2 separate regions of the Homo sapiens genome follow, and region 1 is linked to region 2. The links are chromatin loops, found by intact Hi-C in ENCODE. Cell type or tissue: psoas muscle. All regions are shown on one strand. Each heading gives the region's core, and the rest is flanking DNA. Links, peaks and the distances in the headings are about the cores only. Region 1 has its middle 22 kb from the start of SNORD137. Region 2 overlaps LURAP1L-AS1 (LURAP1L antisense RNA 1).

Region 1 (9,204 bases), core at 3,290-5,789, 280 kb before region 2:
GGGGAGGCTGAGACCAGAGAATCACTTGAGCCTGGGAGGTGGAGGTTGCAGTGAGCCCAGATTGGGCCACTGCACTCCAGTCAGGGCGAAAGAGTGAGACCTGTCTCAAAAAAAAAAAAAAAAAAAATATATATATATATATATATATATATATACACACATGTGTATATATATATGTCTATACATATATATGTATCTATATATGTCTATACATATATATGTATCTATATATGTCTATACATATATATGTATCTATATATGTCTATACATATATATGTAGTATATACATCAGAATTTTATTTTCTGTTAATATTCTATTAATTTTCTTTTGAGAAGTAGTATAACATAGTGGCTAAAAATATAGATCCTGGCTACCTAGATCTGGATTCTTCTCTGCCACTGGTGAGCCCTAAGTATTTTAATAAATTACTTAACCCCTATTTGCATCCGTTTCCTCATCTGAAAAATGGGGATAATAGTAATATGACATCATAGTGTTGAGAGGATTAAATGGGTTTTACATGTGAAACATTTAGAATAGTGCCTGGCTTATAGTGAAGCACTACACTAGTGCTTCTATTACATGTTTCTTTATAAGTATGTATTTTAATGTAGGAGTGTGCCTTACTTTAAATCAGCAGATAGCTTCCTGAGTCACTAAGAGAGAATAGGTAACTCATAGGTAGTATTCTGTGACTATTTCTGTGCAACTACTTACAAAACTCAAGAAGGGGTACTCTTATGTACCCCTTCTTGACTTATCATTAAAGTACCTTAGCTATTCCAACCTAAGTGTTTGTTATGCCTCATGCTTGGCTTTATCATTAGTTATGTAGAAAAACATTATCTTGATATTGGCATATGCATAACACTTATAGATTGAATATATGGTTTTCTGCATTTATTTTAGATTTTGCTCTCCAATTACTGTATTTTCTTTTGTCCAAGTATGTGACTTGAAAGTTTATAATGTGTTTTAGATATTTATTTTGATTATGCAAGTATTTCATGTTCATCATAAAAATTAGAAAATATAAAAAAGTAAAAGCAGAAACTATCACCCGTAATGCTACCAAATGATGACTGCAGTTACTTAGTGTTTGTTCTTTTAAATCTTCTTCCTCTAAATTTCCATGCCTCCATGTATACACAACATATTTATTCTTTTCAAATTTAATTTATCATATACATTATTTTATAACCTGATTGTTTCACTTTGCAATATGTCATGAACATATATCTATATATTTTACTATAGATTTATAGAATACCTTATAATGCCTTTGTAATATTCCATTTTATGGATGTATCTTAATCTTCTTAAACTACATTCCTATGTCAAGCAGTTAATGTTTTTTTAATGTTGTACATTATAAACCAAGCTCTGATAAAAATCAAAAAAGTTAGAATAGTTTGTCAATAACCCCAGGATATCTGATTTCAGAGAATGGAACACAGCATGAAGTACATTTCCCAAATGTGGATGAGTTAAATGTCCTGTTTAATATTTTATTTATTAAAAAGGAGGTGATCAGAGACCTGCAAGTTATTTTAGAACATCTGATGAAATTGATTAAAAAGTCTATGTTTATTAGTAATGACTTCTAGACAGATTCTGATACAGTAAGTTTTCCTTTCTTTTTTGCAACTCATTTTATGTTACAATTGGGGCCTCCCAAAGAGGAAAAAGAAAGTACAAACAGACATTTTGTGATTAAACAGACATTTTATGGTTTTGACAATCACAAAAATAGCTTGAGTGGTCTGAATAAAACATCAGACATGTATAAATCTCCTTCAGTAATCATTTTTTTAATATGATATTAAAAAGTTTAATTTTTTATTCAGAATTTGGGACACTTTTTTTGAAAATTCATTTTTATTTAGTTCAGAAAAAATTGTTCCTAAATATTTTTTTCTGGTTTGGATACTGGCTCAGTGAAGAGATTGATTTCAATAGATTTTATTTTAATATGCTCATGAAACTTAGAGCTAGAAGGAGCCTCTTTAATGATTTTGGAGTGTTATTTTTTATTTAAAGTCAACAAGAGAAGGAGATGGTATTTCAAAAGAAAAGAATACAACAAAGATATAAAACGTTGGGAAGTGTGCTAAAGGAGAACTGGAAATTAACTCTGGGATGTGGTAAAGCATCTGTAAGAACAATCTGCATTTCACAGCAAGTGATATTTATAGTCCATTGAATACCACTGAAAAGGAGTTCCCAATAAAGGACATGCATAATAAATTATGCCACTAAGCATTGTTGGCAGTCACATCCAACCACATCATATCGCTGGATAAATGTGTTCTGCTTAAACCAACTCCAGCAGGAACTCAGACAGCTTATGTGTCAGTGTATTTGTAGGTAAGAAGGTGGAACGTCTTGCTCACTAGAGAACTGTGATGCAAACATTCAGAACACTTTCTCCACACTTTGTACCTCAAACCCTACTGTGTGCGGTGACCAACACAGGGTAAGAGCTTATATACCTACTTCATACTTTTTCTCATAATGGAAAATAAAAGCAAAGAGCTACTCTTCAGGGCCAACTAGTTGTTCCATTTTCAGAGATTTTACAATAATCGAAAACATAAACAAGTTTTGCTAAAATCTTCAAGGAAGCACAGAACTCCCCTTCCCCATTGGCTTGGGTAGGATTTATTTTGAACAGGATAATCTAAAAGAACAAAGCTAAGGAAGTTCATTTCTGAATTTTGTTTATTATTTCTCTCTAAGGACCTCATCAACCAACCTCCCGTATTTTTTTGCTAGCCTTTATTGCTGAGTTTTTCTCAGCAATTGTACATCCTGTAGTGACAATTTCCTTTATTAATTCTTTTGGAGAAAAGTAGTGTAAGGTAAATCACACCTGTTTCCTTGACTTAAACAGACCTTTTGGAATCAGGATGCACCTTTTCTGTCTCCAATGAAGTCAAGTTGTGACCAAGAAATTCCAGGTGCTGCTGGATAGTCAACAACTTCTACTCATGTACAAATGCTATACTTCTGCTTGACTATTGCAGTTTTTTTTTTTTTAACTCATCTCTATACTAATGAGGATGCAGTGGTTCTTAACTCTGATTTTGAACAGGGTTAAATGTTGAAGATTTTAATTTTCTCTCTCTTTTTATTGTGATATATTTTACGTACCAAAAAAGCTCATTTACCAGTTTTGAAAAATGTCTACAGTTGTATAATGGCCACTGCAATCAAGATATGGAATTTTCATCACTCCAGAAGCTTTCTTCACACACCTTTCAGGCAATCCTCTTCCTCCATCATACCTGCTAGAAACCACTGATCTGTTTTGTATTCCCACAGTTTTGAAGTTTCTAGAATGTCAAATCATGGACTCATACAATATATGTCTTTTGCTTGGCTTTTTTTTACTTAGTTCAATGCTTCAAGAATCATCCATTTTGTTGCATATGTCAGTAGTTTGTTTCTTTCTCTTGATGAATAGTGTTCCACTTATGGATTAATCACCATCTGTCTATCCACTCACCATTTGAAGGACATTTGGATTTTTTACAGTTTGGGGCATTTACGGCCCAAACTGCTAAAACCATTCACGTACAGGTCCTTGTACAGAAACATGTTTTCAGTTCTCTTCGGTTTATGAATAGGAGTGGAATTATTATCCCATATAGTAAATGCATGCTTACCTTTATAAAAAAAGTCAAACTGTTTTTCAAAGTGGCTGTGCATTCATATTTTCAAAGTGGCATTTTGCATTCCCCCAACAATAAATGAAAATTTCAAATTTTCCCGCATTCTATCTAGAATTTGGTATGACCAGTCTTTTTACATTAGTAATCCTAACAGGTACATAGCATTGATAACATCTCACAGTGGTTTAAAAACTTGCACTTTCCTAATGATTAAAGATAATGAGCATCTTTTAGGTGCTTATTTGCTATTCTTATATCTTGTTTGTCTTCTTATTGAATTTAGAAGTTACTTGCGTTTTCTTCTAGAAGTTTTAGAGCTTCAGCTCTTCCACCTAGGTGTATGGTCCATTTTGAGTTAGTTTTTATACATGGTGACATAAAAATCAAAGTACATTCTTTTTGTCAGTGGATATCCTCTAGTGTTGGGCTGCTATTATCTTGGCCCAGAGTGGGGCTTGGGGTTCCAGAGTGTGTTTCTCAATGTTTTTGCTTCACCCCCAGTCTTCAGCAAGCCTTGCTCACCTGCATCACAGAAGGGTTCTTTGTCCATGCTCTTGCCCTTCTCCTAAGGCACAACTATGTTCCTTGTTATTTGATGCAAGGTCTCTGGTGGTAACGGGAGTGGTTTCTCATTCCCCTACTCCACCCTCAGACTTGGGCCGGTCTTATATATATATGAGCCCAGGAAGTGGGGTTTTCTCAACCTTCCTGCTTGTTCCCCAGTGCACTTGGAGAGTGTAAGCAAATTTCCTGCTTCTCCTCCTAGTGTCAACAAAACTATCTTGTATAGGTGGGAGATCTTGGGTGTGAGTAAGTTTTTTGTCCTTCCGGGGTAGTAGCTGAACATTGCCTTGAAAAGGGCAGAATTCTATGCACAAGTGGGATTTTTGCCACTTCCTCAGCTGCAGCTTATCTTTGCCTCGGATGAGGGATGGAAGGGTCCTGCTCTGCCCCAGAGGAAGCTGGCTTTTGTTTCATGGCACACCAAGGTCAACTCTGAGATATGGGCATGATTCTTACCACTTCAGTGGTAGATGGCTTTTGCTTTGTATTTGAAAGGAAATCAGGACGTGGGAGGTTCTGTGCCTGCTGCTAGTGGCAGCTGATCATTTCTTGGTATTTACAGAGTTTTTGGAGAATGGATAGGCTTCTGTAGATACTCCTGCTCCACTTTTACTCTTTGGCAGGTCATGCATGCTTGTGCCATTGAGGGAGGCACACAGGTCTTATGCTTTGCCAGCAATCTTTCTCATGAGTGCCTGGTGGATGCCCTTGGAAAAGACTTCATGAGCGGATATGGACTCCACTTGTATGTGCGGCTCCAGAGACTCTGAAATGTCGATTTAGCCCCCAGTTGGTCTTTAAGAATTCATTATAATTTTATGAGATACAGGAAAGTTCACATCTCTGGGCACTTCATTCTTTTGTCTCAGGCCCTTCTCCTGCTCTCTAGTCTTTATATGAGCTGCTCTCATCTCATTGTGCAGCTAATGCTTCTTTGACTTAACAGTCTGTTACTCAGATTTTCTAGTTTTGGCTTTATCATGCTTAGATTTTTCTCCTCTTTCTTATCACAGAGTATGCTTCATGTCTTTAAAGATGGTACCCACTTTTAGACAGAAAACTAACCAGCAAATAATCTTCTATGAGAGTTGGCTTTTCAAGTTTTCAGGGATATATAGTCACAGCTATTTGGGAGAACTCACAATTGTTCTTGTTTCATTTACATTTTAAAACTATTTTAGAAGATGAATTTATGCAATGGAGGTATGCACAATGGTGCTCTCTACAGCTTACAGATGCCAGTTCTATTGTCCCTCAAGTAGTATCCTTACTAATCAATCTAATAGATAACAGAGAAACAGGATTTTACTTTTTCCTAAGGATCAGTTGGTTGTGTAGCTGAATTGGGGCATTTTTGTTGCATGATATCTTTTCTTTTTAGGGAAACTTATACGATTAAGCAAATATTAGTGGTCTTTAGAAGAACTATTTGGCATTTATTTCTATAATGATTTAATGCTTTGGAATATATTTTTATTGCAAAAGCGAGAAAAGGAATTTTCTATGTAGGAAGCATCATATTCTATTTTGCATGTTTATTTTAGGCATTTTTGAGTGTTTCTTTGTATGTTGCAATTGGCTGGAGTTCATAAAGATAGCTTCCTACATCCAGCTGCAGCAATATTTAGATAATTTAAATGAACTGTTAGAGATCAGAGAAGGGATCAACAATCTGTTCTTAAAAAGGACAAAAGCTTACAAAAATAGTTGCTAAATATTCTCCAGTTCAGAAATTAAGATGCAATTGTTATTTGCAGGAAATTACTGATAAACTATTCCATAATATCTAGTCTATCCATACGTGTACACAAATGAATGAGTAGGCTTTTCATATATCTAAAAGTGGACAATAGGCTGGACATGGTGGCTCATGCCTGTAAATCCCAGCACTTTGGGAGGCCGAGGCGGGTGGATCACGTGATGTCAAAAGTTCAAGACCAGCCTGGCCAACATGGTAAAACCCCATCTCTACAAAAAAAATACAAAAATTAGGTGGGCATGGTGGTGCATGCCTGTAGTCCCAGCCACTTGGGAAGCTGAAGTATGAGAATTGCTTGAACTCAAGGAGGCGGAGGTTGCAGCTGAGATTCCACCATTGCACTCAAGCCTGGGTGCCAGAGCGAGGCTCCCTCCTTAAATAAACAAATAAATATTAAAATTTTAAAAAGTGGATAATAAATATACACCTAAAATAATGTGTTAAACTATGTCAGCCTTTAAATTTACCCCCATTTGACTGTCTATGTCAGGACATTAAATGTAATGCTTAATTACCTTAACATTTTCATTCATTCATATTTATACATTCCATATTATATTAGGTAGATCTTGAGGTGGTTAAAAGATAAATCAGATATAGATTCTAATAACTCATAATTCTATAATCAATTATAGTTAGCATATAATTCATTAATGAGGAGTTTCTATTAATCCATATAATTATAAGACAAGTAAGAAATTTGTAAGTGTATTTGAAAACACTGAGATACAATTATTATGGGCCTTAGTTGTATTAGGAATGACAGATTGCTTTAAGATGGGAATATGAAGGAAGAGTTCATGGAAAGGTGATACTTATTTTCAAATAATGGATGGGATTTGGATATATGGAGATAATTAAGAAAATAATTCTACATAAAGCAAAAAAAAGATCCCTGGCAGTTATTTTAGAAAGGGCTTTGAGACCAGAAAAACTTACTTTAAAATTTAGGTCTGTAATTAATGTTTCCAAGGATAGCCATATCATTTAAACATATTGATTTGTGTTCATTGAGCACTTACATATAGTGTACATGGCACTCTGTCATCTCCTCTTTGCACATGCTATTTATCTATGCTTCCATATAAGGCCAAAATTCCTACCAGTGGACTGAAACTCACATTTCCTATCCTACTCAAAATATTGCTTTTAAAATGGTCTCCTCTCTGATCACCATTATTTTTTCCTCTTGCTGAATTATTCCCACAAGCAAACATGCTACATTATCTCCCATATTAAAACAAATAACCATAATGACAAAACAATGGCAAAAAACTCCTTTCTATGTCAGTTTCGTTTTGCTGCACCCCCAAAATCATTGTCTTTAAAATAGCAGCTATGTTGTCAGTTCATGATTCTCTTGGTTGGTAGTTTAGGTTGGGCTCAGTGGGGCTGTTTTGTTCTTGCCTGGGCTCCCTCATGTATCTTGGTTAATTTTTATTTGGTTAGGTGGCTCTGCTTCGGGGGGTTGATTGCCCGTACTTGAGTGACAGAGTGAGGGGGTGAAAAGGAGAGTTGAGGTGATGGAGACACATGTCTCTCATCATCCAGCAGACTAGCTTGGGCTTGTTAACATGGTGATTGGAAGGTATTTCAAGAGAAAGTGGAGAGTTTGCAAGGCATGATGAAGCTCAGAACAATATCACTTTCACTGCCTTCTGACGGTCAAACAAGCTGCACGGTCATTTCAGATTCCATCTGTTGATGAGAAGATCTGCAAAGTCACAATGCAAAGGGGAAATGAATACAGGGAAGAGAATAATTATGGTCATTTTTGCAAATTTTTTTTTGTACTTTTCATCCTATTGCTCTTCCACCTACTATCCCCTTTTTCTGCTTCCTTTCAGAGAAAATCTTAATGAAAAAGTTTCCATACTCACTCCCTCTATTCCTCTCCTTCCATCCTTTAAAAGGAAGAATGAAAACCTATTCTTGTAAACATGGCCATGATCTCTACATTGTCAAATTCAAAGGTCAGTTTTAATTCTCATGTAATCAACCTGTTACAACCATTTGGTTTGAATTGCTAGCCCCCATCCTTTTTGAAAAAAATTGTTCATTTGTCACCCGAGTTGCACCTCTCTTGATTTTCATTCACCATTCTTTCTCAGTTTTCTTTTCTGGTTCCTCTTCTTTTCCTTAACTTTTAAATATTGAAATACTCCGGGGCTTAGTTCATGGAATGGTCTTGGGTTTTCACTGAGCCCTAAACAATCTTATCCAGTCTCATAGCTTTAAATATCATATTTTTACCAAATTTATATCTGCAGCCAAGATTGTTCACTCAACATCCACACTTGGACATACAACTGCTTACTAGGCTTTCTACTATAGTATCAAACTTAATATGTCCAAAACAAACTCTTATTTTTTTTTCCCACTCCAAACTTCCTACTCATATATTGTTTCTCACATTGGTAAATGCCGTCTTTATTCTCTGGTTACTTAGACCAAAAATTGATATATAAAACTTAATTTTCTTTCATCTTCACTTCCAGTAGATCAGCAAATCTGATGGCACTACCACTCAAAGAGATGCAAAATACAAATGTGATTGTTAATACCAAGTGCCAACTTGATTGGACTGAAGATTTACTGACTTCATGTCAGCATTTAAGTATTGTTAACTTTATGGTATAGTATTTGGGTTGGGGATTTGTGCGTTTCTGGCTGTACGAAGGATAGTTGTATTATGTTAGGCATAACTATGACCTTATTATTTTCTTTATTTGAAGATTAAGTATGATCTCAGGAGATGAGTATGGGTTCAAGTTGACAAAGGGTGGACTTATGAAGGTTAATACTGAGTGACAACTTTATTGGATTGAAGGATACAAAGTATTGATCCTGAGTGTGTCTGTGAGGATGTTGCCAAAAGAGATTAATATTTGAGTCAGTGGGTTGGGGATAGCAGATCCACCCTTAATCTGGTGGCCACAATCTAATCAGCTGCCAGCAAATATAAAGCAGGCAGGAAAATGTGAAGAGGTGAGACTGGCCTAGCCTCCCAGACTACATCTTTCTCCTGTGCTGGATGCTTCCTGTCCTCAAACATCAAACTCTGAGTTCTTCAGTTTTGGGACCAGACTGGCTCTCCTTGATCCTCAGCTTGCAGACAGCCTATTGTGGGAGCTTGTGATCATATAAGTTAATACTTGATAAACTATTAACTTACATATATATCCTATTAGTTCTGTCTCTCTAGA
Region 2 (9,204 bases), core at 4,114-6,613:
AAGCAGTCTGCTAGCTAGACTAGCCAGCAACCAACTGGACAAGGTGAATACTAAGGAATATTAAAAAGGGATACTTTTCTACGTAGTCATGTTTTTATTTAAATACACACACACACACACGCACACACACATACACACCACACACACACGCAGGTTTCTTGTTTCATCTATGGCTACCTAATATGGATTGCTAGAGGTTTATTTTATAGCTGAGAAAAATGAGGCTTAGGTGACATACATCAAAACGTGGGGGAAACAGATCCAAACCCAAGTAGTCTATTGAAGTAAAAAAAAAAGCAGCTTAAAATATTTAAACTTTAAGACCAGATGAAATTCCCATTTCTTGACCCCTCCTACTGTCTCTAATAGTTATTATTGTCACCAGATTCTCAGTTTCTTCTTTGTGCTGGATACTTTAAATGTATTATAAATTGCATAATGTCCAATCCTTCACAACATAGTTTAAAGACAAGCATTATTATCAAGTTTTCATACTGTAGGCAGTGAATGTCAGAGGGTTCATATTGTACTGGGCAAGAACTCCTTGCTCATAAACCCCCCAAATTTTTCCATCCTCCTGTCTCACTAGTTGGGAATATACTTGAATTATCCCAACGATCAGAATTCACATTTTTCTTTAATTAAAAATTTTTAGAGACAGCATCTCACTCTGACCCAGGCTGTTCTTCCTACCTCAGCCTTTCAAGAGCTGGGACTACTACTACCGCCACGCCCAACTAATACCAAGAATTGAAGTTCAGTGTCACATCTACTTTTGAAAATCTTTGGGTGATAACACTATGGATGAAAAGGGTACAAGGTCCCTTTTATTTAGGAAGATCTACTCTAACCACTGCCCACTAATTTAATATTTTTTCAACTATGTTTTTGTAAAGATTGTAAAGGAAATATCAACTTGTCCGCTGACAGTTTGCACTAGTATAAATGGGTAGCTGGGAGAACAGCTTCACTCTACACAGGCACATACACGTGACTGGAGTTCAATATATTATTATATATATATTCGATATATATATATTCTAAAATAATGACATACCTATATATCTATACTGAACACCATCCTTGCATTAAGTTCCTATTTTTGTGATTTGCTCTCTATTGAGAATAAAATATTGCCACCTTGTGGAAGTTAGAAGTTGTGAAATCAGTGCCTTCCAAGTTCACTCAGTTTTGTTCAATTTGATAAATATCAATTTGCTTCCATCCTGTCTTAGATCATCTGCAGGGTATCTGGTCACAAAAATAAGTAAGACATGGTTTCTGCCCACCAAGAACACAATATCACAAGCATGAAGGTGTGGAAACTGTCAAGGATACGCCTTGGACAAATTGCATTGCAAAGGACTGCACCCAGCAAGGTCATGAGGGAAGTTTATGTGGAGTGAATGACTCTTGCCTGGTGGACTACTGAGAAGTAGTTAGGTGGATAAACAGTAGACTAGCGGGAACAGCATGAACAATAGCCTGGAAGTATGAAGACGTATGGGTCTTTCAGAGAAGCAAACATTTCATAGGCTTAGAACTTAAAATTTGGGAAGAGGAAGAGACAGAAGATGAGCTTGCCAAATTATCACAGACTGGTCCCAGAAGGCATAAAATACCATGTTGAGATTGTCCTTTACTCTGTTAAGTGAGGCAGGGAGATAGTTAAGATTTAGTAAATCAAGCCTTGGAAGAGAGGAGCATTGTTTGGAGGCAGTGAGAAAACTATGGTGGATCAGGCTTCAGTTCTATCAGTGAAGGAGAGGCAGGACAGAGGAAGTTACAGAAAGGCCGTGTGGTATTGGACTCACATTCAGAGACTCTCAAATATAGACATCTAATATTATCTTCAAGTGAAAGTATGCATTCAATCTCAGACAAACACTGACAGTTTTGAAAGAACATATTATCAAACAATTTTAAACTTGTATTTCAATATTAGTCATATTTCCCGTAACGCAGTCTGAATTTTTTATAAGCCCTATAATTTTCTCATGAATAGCACCATTTTACTTGCATTGAAACCATTAGTTCATTCAGTTTAGTATTTAATATATATACAGTGATAACTAACTTAGCATTTTTTTTCAGTATGTTAACATACTGAAAGTTTCAGGAAATGAAAATGTTGTAGGCCTTTTTAAAGGGTTGCAGAGGTCTAGCTAGGCAGTGGTGAAAAATTCGAGAGAGAAGAGACTTGAAAAATATTTGTTGAAGATTCATGAGCAGACATGTTGTATATTCATTATAAAGGTGGGGTGGCCAACTGGCAGATTAAAGAGAAAGGAGGAATCCAAATTGACTGCCTGGTTTCTCCTGAAGTGTCTCATAGATGGTAGCACTTTTAGCTGAGGAGGGATGAGGCATGTTTTATAGGGAAAAGAAATAGTTTCATTTTGGGTATTTGGAATTTGAAAGTCTCGAGAGCTAGTCAAATGGATTTCTCTAGCCAGCAATTAAATATGTGAAATTGAAGCTCATGGCAGTGTCTAAGGCTAAATATAGAGATTCAGGAATTATTAGCCTAGGGAAGGTAATTAAAAGTATGAAAATGGTTGAGATCACTTAAGGAGAGCTTATAGCCTGCAAAGAGCAATAAACTCGGGATGCTCCCTTGGGACTCTTCTTAAATCTGAAAGATGTTTTCACACGGGCAGGTGAGTCAACCTTTCTTGTGCAAGCTGTGACTACTAAAGCCATCTTAATTACATGAACATGTAAAGAAAAGGAAAGCAAACCAATAAACAAACTAGGTTTAGAGGAGGAATTTGAAATTCTCTGCTAATTGGTGAAACCAAAATGTCTATCATAGAAGTATTCTAAGTAGAAATATAGCATAAAAAGATTCCATGTAAAGAGGAGGAAAAATAATTGGAGAGCAGGAAATTTGGGGGAAGATTTATGAGGTAAAAGCAGAATTCTTCAGTCAGTTTTACAGTCTTGATTCAGTGTCTTCTATCATTGCCAGAAAACTGTCTAAGAATAAACTTTTCACAGCAGTTTAATGAAGAAAAATGAAGAATTTGGAACTGGCCTCATTTTTATCTATTGGTAATAACTGAGCCAATTTCTCAAAATGGGCACACAAAGAGAGTATTTATGGTAAGCTCAAAAATGACCCCCGAAGATGTTCAGGTCCTAATACCTGGAACCTGTGAATGTTACCTTATGTGATAAAGTGGACCTCGAAGATGTGATTAAATTAGGGACTTTCAAAGGAAGAGATTATCCTGGATTATTTGGTGGGTGGGTCCTAAATGCAATCACAAATTTTCGCATAAAGTAAAGATGGAGGGAGATTTGACAGAGGCAAAGAAGGCCATGTGACATAAGGACATGTAAGCAGAGTCAGAGAAGATATGATCCTACTGGCTTTGGAGATAGAGAAAGGGCCATGAACCAAGGAATGCAAGGTATGACACTTTCTGTAGAAGCTAGAAAAGGCAAAGAAAAAGACCTCCCGAGACAGTACAGGCCTGACCATGCATGGGTGTCAGCCCGGTGACTTTGTAAAAACAGCTTTCAGAAGTGAAAAAAATAAATTTGTCTTGTTTTAGGCCACTAGGTTTGTTGTAATTTGTTACAGTAGCAAATATAAAACTAAAACAGTACTTTGAACTTATAAAATAATTTCACTAGAGATCTTCAAAGATATTCTTAAAAAAAATTTACTTAAGCAGAATTAAAATTATTTAATGTTTTGACAAAGTACAAAATAAAGTCTCAAAAAAAGTTGACACTGTCCCAACCTTATTCTCTGGAGAACACTGATAGATGAAATTTAATCTTGAACTATGAGAGTGACATGATCAGTTAGGTTAGTCATAAGGTTATGGAAGAAACTTGAGTAGACTAAGAGTTGGTGCCTAAGAAAGGCTAATAATTTGTCACCCATCCAAACTAAGAAATGAATAAATATTCATCCATTATAGTTGGCAGAGTCACTTCCATCATGGTAATTTTTTTTTTTTTTTTTTTTTTTAGTTTTTAGTTATTTCTAAGTTCCTGTCTGTGATCAGAGAGGTACCTGATTTTGCCATAATTGGAGAGGTTTATCTGTGAGGTCATTAGAATTATATTTCTGAATTTTCCAGTGGTGGTTTTCAGACTTTGCTCAGGTAACAGAGTAATGGTAGAGATATGAGACGTAAAGTGCACTGATTGGCTCTTCGGAGGGTAGGGATTGTGCTGGCTTTGAAGTAGGAGCTCTGAAAAGGATCTCAAAGATCCTATCAACTTGGCTTTGCTTCCTGATTGCTCTGTATGTGATTATCTACCTGATCCAGATCTCCAGCGTTTTTTGAGGACTACAATCATACCAGCAGGAATTTAGACACATACATCTATCCATACATTCCTTGTGTGTCATATAAGAATTGGATTGAGGGCTTCATGGAAAACTGACAGAGCTATTTACATTACCTGAGATTTTGATTAACAATAATTTATATGATCTCCTCAGAAACATGTTTTGCTTAAATTACATGTCAAGGTATTTATTTAGAGAAATATGATGTCACAAAATATTCACAACTGTTGAAATAAATAGTCTATACAAGTCTTCATTGTTTTGCTTTGCTTTTTCAGATTTCTGGGGCTTTGACAGTTTTCAAAATAAAGCTTGGAGAAAAATTACAAAATAGGGCGTAATGAATTTCTTAAATACACTGAAACTATCGGTGCAGGCGTGTCACTATTACTTTCCTGGTTTGATCACTGGGAGTCATCCAGTTGATACACAGCCTCCTCAGGAAACTTAATTTGGAGAGAAAATAGAGAAGGATTCTCTATGACTGGAGGAATGTGGATGACAGTGTTTTAATAGAATACATGTTATGATAAATGTCAGTCACACACTCATTAACATATTTGTATCTTGTGTTATTTTAAAAATTCTGTGTTAGTCTAATTAAACAAATCTACGCCATTGGTGATAAAGGTATAATGCAAGACTTCCTGCCAATGAGCATTTTAAATTGAGCCCAATTATTGTAATGGGTATCAATAATTATCTACAAAGTTTATTGAAATTTTAGAATGTTAATGTCTGTCCACAGGACAAGGTAACTTATGATAGCCAATAATGAATGATAGGGCTTTCCAATGCCAAAAAAAGATGGAAAAAACAATGTGTGTTTGTAGAAATATATCATAGCCATATCTTGTTCTTTCTAGTACAAAATCTATTCTGTCATCTGCAGATGAACATTCATAGTGGCAAATTTAGTTCAGTTTTCAAAAAAAATCTTTCAAATGTATAAATAGTATGGACTAGCAGTAAACATTTATTTTACTGTGCTCCTACTTTTTTCATTAAATCTAAGCTTTAAAAGTTCTGGGAGTATACTGACACCTAGAGGAAAACAGCTTTAGGTATCATTTATTTCCAGTGGTTCTTACAGCCGCTTGTAGATAGATAAAACTCTCATGGCTGGGGCTTATTTACAATGCTTTTTTTTTTTTTTTTCTTTTCTAGGTAGACTTTAAATTTAGTTTCTATAGGAGTATCTCATAGTAAAAGGTATAGAGTAATATGGAGGAAAGAGAAGGAAAAATTAAGAAACCTCATCCTTTAATGAAATAAGAATTCATACCAAGATTAAACAGTATCCTTGTCACTCAGTAATGCCCTGTTCTGAATGGCCACAGCTACTTTCTGAAGTCAGTAGTTTGAAGATAATTTTTTAAAATAAATTGAAGGCAGATTTTTTTACAAGTATATATTATGCAGTTTATTTGAAAGAATGAAGTTTGTATTGGAACAAAATTATGGTATTATACATATATGCCTAACAGTTTGGGACTTGTTCTATGTCTACACATGCTGTAAGAATTTATTTATATATTTTAAGTCTAATTTGGGGAATCAGAACTAGATATGCATAGTCTGATTTTGCCTCAAATACATGTTCTTTTAGAGTTTAAATTGAAACATCACAGTCACTCAGACACCGAACAGGGAGCACTAAACGTATTGGGAAGGGTTTCAATCTTTCCATGGTAAAGGGACATAAATACAACTTGAGTATGGGAGAGATCTATTTTGAGCTTGCCTCACAAAGCTGTGAAAGCACAAAAGAGGCAGACGGCGCAGCCACAAATGAGGCTACTGAAAGGAATGTTGCCAAACCCAGGAGCTCCCACAGCTATTTGCATAAGTGCTAGCAAAGTTCCTCAGCCGATCTGGTCCTGCACCCCAGACGCGGAGAAGCAGATGAGGCAGCAGATGACCATTTACACTGCCAGGGTGTGTGAACCAGGGAACATCCCCCACATTACTCACTAAGTAATGAGGAGGGGACTTAGATATGTTCCACAATTCAGATGGGCCTGCCAGTTGGCCCCTGAGCTTCATTCTGTGTGATCCATACACAGCAGAGACACTCAGGAGGCAATGCAAATGAATCAACAGACAGCACTGAGGTCCCAGCAGCAGCAGGCAAGGTACTGCCTATGCAACAGGGCGTGATGACAGATAATTAGCTGTGACATGCCCTTCAATGGCAGTGGGATGAGAGTGTTCAGATGGAAACCCGTGTGCAACATGGTATCACGAACCAAGAGATTTAACTTGGGAACCAAGAGATAAATTCTTTTTTTCCAAATCATTTTTTTAAGGAGGTAGCTGGAAAGAGTTAAGTTTTCATTATTCTAGGAATAAAAGTTAAAATTTGTTAAGCAAGTACTACATTTTAGGTATTGGGAGATATACTTACCATTATCACTTCTGATGTTCTAAAAATCACTATTTTGTAAGAACCGCCTTTATTTTACAGATAAAGAAAACAGGCTTAGAGAAGTAATGCAACTTGCTCAAGGACACATTGCTAATAAATGGAAGAGACAGGAAGCCAAACTAGGGCTGTTTGAATATAGAATTAGTCTTATCATGTTGCCTATCACAAACAGATGTTGACTTATTTCCCCTAAAGGAAATTTGATAGAATGTCCTCTCTTGGCCTTTTCTTCTACTCTTTAAGTTTCCCTTATGTTGTTTATATTTTTATGTGCCATTTTTTAATTTCTTCTTCAAAATGTTGAGTTTGTTATTTTAAAAAATCACTCCAAAGGATACTACTGAAACAACTGGAAAATTTGAATATGGGCTATATATTAGAACATAGTATTGCATCCATTTTAAATTTCCTGACAGTTGTATTGTGATTATGTAAGGGAATGCCATTGCTCTTAGGAGGCACATACTAAAACAGGGATAAAAGGTCATAATATCTGCTATTTACTTTCAATTTTGTTCAGGAAAAATGTTCATAATAATGATACGCACATAGGCATGCATGGAGATAGAGTAAAAAAGCAAATGTGCAAAATACTGACAATTGTTAAATCTAGGTGCAGTGTCCATGGGAATTTATTTTATTCTTGCAATTTTTCTCTAAATTATAATTTTTTCAAGGTAAGTTAAAATAATTTTTTTAGGCTTCTCAGGCTAGTTTTGAAATCTTTAAGTGTACATGTACACAGTTAACTGTGATTTCAGTATTTGTATTCTCAGCAGCTGAATGCAGACGATTCCCAGAGCTGGCTAGCCCTTTCACCCTTGTCAGAAATTATCAATGTCTTTGGTCCTGGCATAATCATCTATTGTACGTGGAACCATTTGGGTGATATGCCACTCACTCTTCATTTTGTGGCCCGGAAGGGCTTTATGATCAGTGATCATGATGAAGGGGGATAATGTATACAAGAGAGTTTTAGTCGATAAAGAAGATACATTTTTGTCATTGTTATTTAGTTGGAAATTTCAGCCATGTGGAGATTATTAATCACACAAACCCATTTCTACTCAAATGAAAATTTCATTTCTTCTGCTTTCAAGAATCACATGAACGTTTTTTAAAACCAGAAAAGGAATAACAGGTGTCTTCACTGTTCATTTCAGTTGGAGGCATTTGATGTTCATAATCAACATTTTGAAATATGTTCAAAGGTGCCATCTTGTGGTAATATTCTATTCAGTTTTTAGCAGATATAGTGGCAAAAGTCTGAGTAAATCTGAAGACCAGAAAGAAATAACAATGGAGAAATACATTTTACAACATGCCAGAAGCCTATATTTTGGAGCATAAATAAAAAAGAATGCCAGAGTGTATTTCCATGTGTAATTTACTTATTTAATCAAAGTGCTTAATGACTCTTCTTACTCATTTTGCTAAGTTTCTATTTGAAAGCCATGTCCTTTTTTCTCTTTTCCCCAGATTAGAAGTCTAAATACTTCTATATAATAGGAGAACACATTAAGAATGAACTTCTGCTTTAGTGTTATACATTCTGAAATAAATCATTCTTCACCGAGGTTTCCAGAAGCATCACCTGCTTTTTAAAAATTTTTATTTAAAAAAGTCAAGGCTGATAAAGAATGATCAAGGTCTCCTGCCCCAGCCTTTCCTATACACAGATGACACTTTTTCATACAACTTTTTCAGCTCTTCAAATTATTTCTTCTAATTTTGCCTCTGTTTTTAAATGTATTTTTATCTTTTTAAAAAATTTAGAGACAGTAAGTTTTGATATTCTACCTTGGATGATGAGGACTCAGCTTTTATCATAGCCTTGCTCACCAACATATTTTACTTCATCCTTGCTTACATTTTTCAATTTAGTTATATCATATTTTTGTTATTATTTAATCAATTTCTTTTACTATTTAGATGGAAATTTTGTTGTTTACAGCATACTACATAGTACACTACAATGACTTTCTTTTCTGAAACAAATGGCTGTTTCCCTAGAATTAATAATTATCCCACTTTTTAATTTGTTTGGTGTTTTATAATCCTTTTTGGATGAATTCCTCTAATCTAATAGAACTGAATATATCCTTTCGACAAGGTATTTTACTGTCCACACACCTCCAAGGTATTTACTGCCCACACACAAGATATTTTACATTCCACACACCTCCTATGGAGATATAACTTTTACATTCTTCTGTCTCCTTCACTTGACATAAAATGTAGTTTGTGTTCGATCATTTCTTACTTTATGTTAGGTCATTTCCAATAGATAAGAATTTTTTTGGTGAGTTGCAGACATTATTTAAGCTAGCTCAGGTTTGAATCTTTCTTCTCTAACAATGGTGAAATTTAGAACCTTTAACAGACAAATCATTCAGGGCTACAAGATAGGTCCTAAAGTAAAGGTGTATATTACTGGCATCCCCAGGTATAAGAGAAAGACAAT

The links. Peaks named below come from ENCODE experiments on the same cell type or tissue, not always from the same donor. Only the 100,000 strongest peaks of a DNase experiment are listed, where the experiment ranks them.
Region 1: a loop joins it to region 2, with 2.4 times the contacts of the local background. A loop is called at or near these places in 17 of 110 quality-filtered maps.

What each region holds. Positions count from the first base shown.
Region 1 is chr9:12,990,246-12,999,449 of GRCh38, reverse strand. No RefSeq gene overlaps it. Among named protein-coding and RNA genes, the nearest start is that of SNORD137, 22 kb to the right of the region's middle. In psoas muscle, for the core only: no CTCF peak of the experiment used is centred there; no DNase peak of the experiment used is centred there.
Region 2 is chr9:12,715,791-12,724,994 of GRCh38, reverse strand. All of the region lies in intron 3 of LURAP1L-AS1 (LURAP1L antisense RNA 1), which reads left to right. Among named protein-coding and RNA genes, the nearest start is that of TYRP1, 27 kb to the right of the region's middle. In psoas muscle, for the core only: a CTCF peak has its summit at 5,364 (motif pointing left); no DNase peak of the experiment used is centred there.